Linked DNA regions of Homo sapiens: region 2 is linked to region 1. A link is a contact called in ENCODE Hi-C data. All regions are on one chromosome and are shown on one strand. The core of a region is the stretch at or near the end of the contact, and the rest is flanking DNA. Distances in the headings are between cores, read along the strand shown. Region 1 overlaps TEX41 (testis expressed 41). Region 2 holds the start of LINC01966 (long intergenic non-protein coding RNA 1966).

Region 1 (2,700 bases), core at 83-2,582:
GTGAGAGAAATGAGTGATGAAATTGGTTTGTTTAAATAATTTTTAAAGGTGTTTTAAAAACAAAATTTTAAAAGTGTTTCACGCAAAGATTTTTTTTCAGAGAAGTGCTATATTTTATTGATTGGAGAGAGATTTTTTTCTTGTCCAGTTTTATTTTGCTGAAGGGTACATAATTATCTACATAAATGCATAATTCTCTGGTGGAAAAATAAAAACAACTGGGTTTGTCAGTGAAATAATTGAGACTCTTTTCATATAAAAAGCCTTTTAAGCTTATGATTTCAGTATTGACTAAAGTTTTCAATTATTGTTTCACCCTTTTAAATAAAACTATTTGGGTCTAAGTGACTTTACTGATGAATTTATTGAATTCATTGTGAAATATTTAAAAATAGTAATCTATTATGAATGGGTTAGATCACATAACCAGAGGTTGTTTACCTTCAACATTTGAGAAACACACATATTTTTAAACTTACATGTATTTCAAATAAGACTTTTGTCTCACACATATATCTAGTATACAGTGGAATAAAGTCATAAGCTGAGTTAACCTTATACAAGTATATTTACGTATGTATTTCAACTTATTAGATGTAGGTAGTCTTTTCCATACTTAATACAAACCACTACTGCTATAAGCCAAGAATGATTTTTTCCTATCTCTGTATTATTCAAATTTATTAAACAATATTTCACATTTGTTTGACACAATGTCAAACTCAGGACTCCTAAAGAACTGCTGTAGCTTTGGAACTGTTATGCTTTCTTGGACTTTAATCATTTTTGGCAAGGCTCCATTTCCTGTCAGAAAGTGAAACAGCTTTGGAATGTCATTTTCACGAAAGAAAACAGAGAGAATCCGAGAGGAAGTTCTCCTCCACTCCAGATCCCCTAAGATACTCAAACATGCTCACAGGAGGGCTGGAATACATCAAACATTAGCAGAGGGAAAAGGACACAATTTTCCCACATTAAAATACATGGATAAAGTTGAACTTCTGCTAAAAATAGTTCCCATGACTAATCCTATTAAGTTTAAAAAATTGGGCAGTATCCTCCCTGAAGCAGAATTACTCTCTGCCATCACACTCTGCTGTTCCCCCACACTCCCCAAGCCAGCAGGCCCTCAATATTAGGCCCTCATCTTTCCCTCTGTAATGACATTTGGGGAAAAGGGAGAAAGAAAGAGATCGAACAGTGCCTTTTATTCAGGTCTCAGATATCAAAGGAAACCAAAAACAAGATATAAAACTCAAAATTATCTCAGAATACCAACGATTCGAAAGAGCAGTGTACTGTTCTCAGTAGATCTGCAATGTTTTCCCACTGGCTCTTGGACTCACTCTGTGTCCCCAGGGAACAATGAGATTGCAGAAAGCAAACGAAGATTACTCTGAGATATTCCACTTTAAGGCCTAGAAATGGATTCACAAATTAAGCAGCAAAATGAAAAAGTCTCTCCTCTTTTGGACTTGCAAGCCTGTGATTTTTGCCGCATGTGACAACCTCATTAAGGAAAAGGAAGAGATTTAAAAGGATCCCTGAAAAAGGCCAACCAAGCTAAAAGATTCTGAACCCAGTACACATGTTGTTATCCAAAAGAGAGAAAGCCATCGGTACTCTCCCCATCCTGCAGTTCACACGGATAATCCATGTTACTCTGGTCTTTTAGAGGCGCAGATACAGGAATATAAAGGAGTCTCTGCTGAAGGAGTCATTAGGTACCATGATATTGGCATATGTTAGCTAAGTGATTAGCAAGGGTGAGGTTCAGCTGCAATCAAACCTAAACCCAGCTGATGCCATTAACATGCTGGATCTAATGAACACCACAGACCACATTAAAGTGGAGATAGCAAAATGACAATAGTAGAATGGCTTTTAATGAAATTATCAATCCAAGAAAGGAGGGAGATAGATGTCATCTAAGAAACCTTTGTAAAATCACTGGACAGTCACTTACGTAAGCACTGCTTTGAAAGGGCAGGCAGGTAACCCACCCCTAATTGTCAAGAGATGCTTTAGACATTGGGGTTTTTTAAGCAAAGTGGTGCATCTTTCTAGTTCTGCATTAGCATGCTCAAAGTGAATTGACCAACTGATTTGGACCAACTGATTCCACACTGTCTCACTACAGTGTGCAAATGCCTCCAGCTACATAAGTCATAAAGAAAAGATCTTTTGTTATAGATCTTAAATAGAATTGCACATGCTTGAGCTAATCCATAATTCACAGCCACTTAAGGGTTGGATCTTATCTGTATATATGCATATCATTGAAAACTGTGACCTAGAACTCCATCAATGTGTAGTTTTGTCCTGAAAAGATCCCTTTACCTTAAAGCTAACCACATTTTTCAACTTGCCTTGCATGTAAGAAAGTTTCAGGTTAATAGTTGCCAAAGCAATTGAGATGGAATTTTTTTGAAGTTTACCAAAAGAAAGTAACTCTCTCAGGTTCACAGGCTCTAGAGTGAGTAGTTAAGAATGTGGGTACCGTAAGCCACACTGCATAGGTTTAACTCACAGCTCTGCTCCTTACTAATTCAAAGTTGTAGTTTTTGTGACTAGACTAAGGCAAGAGAAAAATAAAGCATATAGACAAGGAATGATTGAAAGCAACAAGAAGTGTTTTCTCTTCCTCCTTTGGGTGCCAACCCTATAATTCCCGCAATGCTGAACTCCAGTTAGTTAGTG
Region 2 (2,700 bases), core at 2-2,501, 56 kb after region 1:
GACTAGCAAAACATTTTTGACCAGACTAGTATGAATCCTTTCACTATGTTGCTCAGTTTTTATACCATATAATTTGCTCCTTTCCTTAAGTTAGCATTGTTACTTAAAAAAAAAAAAAAAATCCTTCTCCTGTCTTCATTCATTTGCCCAATGAATGGCTTTTATCAATTGCATTATTGCAGTAGTCATCAGCAAAATTCTACATAGGACTAAACTGCCCTGAATATGCTATGCAGATTGCTTGTGCCTGTGGTGACACCTAGAATGAATAAAGTGTATCTTTAATTGGACGGTTCTGCATCTTGGTCCCACCTACCGTCAGTAGTATGCTGCAGTTGGCTTGATCCATTTGCCAGAGCTAATGTAATTTCTTCCCAAACCTGAAACCAGCAACGTCATGGTGGTAGCTTGAAATCATCCATGACAGGAGTATTTACACCACGGAAATTGGCAAAAGCTAAAAATCACCCCCTCCCCCACAAGAGAGCCAGTTGTTAGTCATTTTCCAACATACTTCACACTGTTGTTCTCTGACCAGTTGTGATAAACGGTTCTTTAAACACATTTTGGCAGGAAGATTTTCATTCAATCACAATAAATACTGAAAATGAGTGCCCCCTCCTACCAAAATGTAGAAAGCATGCTCCATCAGGTATAACACCATACCTTCCCAAAATAAGCCTTGAACTGTTAACTATGTAATCATTTAATGGCACCACTGGGAACCCATTCTTGAAAAGTAGTCACATTTCCTGCTGACACAAATTAAGTCCAACTTTTTTGTAGCGAATTATTTGGTTGGTTGGTTTTTAAACCTCCCTCAGTGCACTAACCTCACCAAGATTTAGTGGTAGTTTGCTGAGGCTGAAGTCAAATGGCTGAGTGAGTCCAGCCAGATATGAGAAAGTCTCATAGTGTAACCATTTTCCATGTTTTATTGTTCACAGCAAACCAAAAGTTGAAATAGTAAGTTGCACAAAGTTGAAAGTGTGGAGGGTGGGAAGGTGGAGAAGCTGGACTGCTGCTGTTCAATGATCAAGGAATTAGAAGCTGTTGCTCTGGAGCAACAGCGTAGGTGGAATGTTGGTGCCAAGTGGGTTCTTTTTTTCTGTACCTCACTTCCTTTCCTTGCCTGTGGCTTTCAACAAATATGGTGGTGGGATGGTCAAAATCATGATCCTTCTCAAATTCCAATTTGAAATATTCTTTCAACAGATGTGTCCTATAGTGTTTGCTACAGACTGAGTTCTATAGCCCCAAAATCATATATTGAAGCCTTAACACCCCGTACCTGAAAATGTGACCATTTGGAGATAAGACCTTTATAGAAATAGTTACATTACAATGGGATTATTAAGGTGGGCCCTAATCTAATATGACTAGTGTTCTTACAAGAATAGAAAATGAGAATATAGACAACATAAAGAGGCACCATGTGAAAACACTGAAAGAAAACAGCTATTTACAGGTCAAGGAGACAGGCCTCAGAAGAAGCAATCCTTCGGACAGCTTGATTTTGGACTTCCAGCCTCTGGTACTGTGAGAAAATAATTTTGTTGTTTAAGTCACTCACTCTGCAGTGTTTTGTTATGACAGGCCTAAGCCCTAGTTACTTAGCCCTAGTGTTAACTAAAACAGGATTCTTTTTTGTCAGAGACTGAAACGCATCTCCCTGAAATTCTTATGCGGAAGACCTAACCCCCAATGTGGAGACACAGCCTTTGGGGAGGTAATTAAGGTGAAATGAAATCATATAGCATGGGGCCCAAATCATCGGATAGCATTGGTGTCCTTATAAGAAGAGGAAGAGTCACCAGAGTGACTCTTCCCTCTCTTTCTCATCTCTATCCCTCCATACTCACTGAGGAAAGTCCATGTGAAATTACAGCCAGAAGGTGGCCTTCCACAAGTCAGGAAGAGTCAGGAAGAGAAGGCTTACCAGAACCAAATTCTGACAGCATCACGATCTTGGACTTCTACCCTCCAGAACTGTGAGAAAACAAATTTCTATTGTTTAAGCCACTGGTCTGTGGTATTTTGCTATGGCAGCCTGATCAGATTAATCCACTCTTCCTTTGTATGTTTTGCTGCTGAGTAGGCATCAGAGCATTATTAAATGAATGGACGTACCCCCCCATGAGGCTCAATCCAAAATGGAATTTGAGAAGAAAATAATGTCTTAATTTAATTAATTTCCCCTTCCCTGTTCATCAGTATTCTTTTGACTTAATTTAACACCTTTTCTTGCTTTCATTTTAACCAGAGATTACACTGGTGGATGTAGGTTCATAGGAGAATCCAACAATGCTGAAAAGGTTTTCTGAGCATCCAGCATATTTGGTTTTCACTGCTAGACATTTTTTTTCTTTTTTGAAATGGAGTCTTGCTCTGTCACCCAGGCTAGAGTATAGTGGTGCAATCTCAGCTCACTGCAACCTCCGCCTCTCGGGTTCAAGTAATTCTCCTGCCTCAGCCTCCAGAGTAGCTGGGATTACAGGTGCCCGCCATCACACCAGGCTAATTTTTGTATTTTTAGTAGAGACGGGGTTTCACCATTTTGGCCAGGCTGGTCTTGAACTCCTGACCCCGTAAGCCACCCACCTCAGCCTCCCAAAGTGCTGGGATTACAGGCGTGAGCCACCGCACCCAGCCTAGACATTCTTAATACATCAATGTAAATCTCTGACTGCCATGCCATGG

The links. Hi-C counts contacts between places; a loop is a spot of excess contacts on that map. Pooled maps may share reads with other maps.
Region 2: a loop to region 1 is called in a map of heart right ventricle, with 2.2 times the contacts of the local background. The contact joins the promoter of LINC01966 here to the enhancer-like site in region 1. A Hi-C loop is called at or near these places in 5 of 168 maps with a recorded cell type or tissue (heart left ventricle, heart right ventricle and posterior cingulate gyrus) and 5 of 50 pooled maps.

What each region holds. Positions count from the first base shown.
Region 1 is chr2:144,936,743-144,939,442 of GRCh38, reverse strand. The region is part of intron 3 of TEX41 (testis expressed 41); the gene reads right to left. Among named protein-coding and RNA genes, the nearest start is that of LINC01966, 56 kb to the right of the region's middle. Within about 2 kb of position 1,332, at least 6 of the 41 ENCODE cell types and tissues checked have a DNase peak (open chromatin) inside an H3K27ac peak, as active enhancers do; they include heart right ventricle, where a contact is called at or near this core.
Region 2 is chr2:144,880,464-144,883,163 of GRCh38, reverse strand. LINC01966 (long intergenic non-protein coding RNA 1966) reads left to right here and starts at 1,251. Exons shown (of 3, transcript XR_923412.3): 1 at 1,251-1,534. The region is part of intron 2 of TEX41 (testis expressed 41); the gene reads right to left.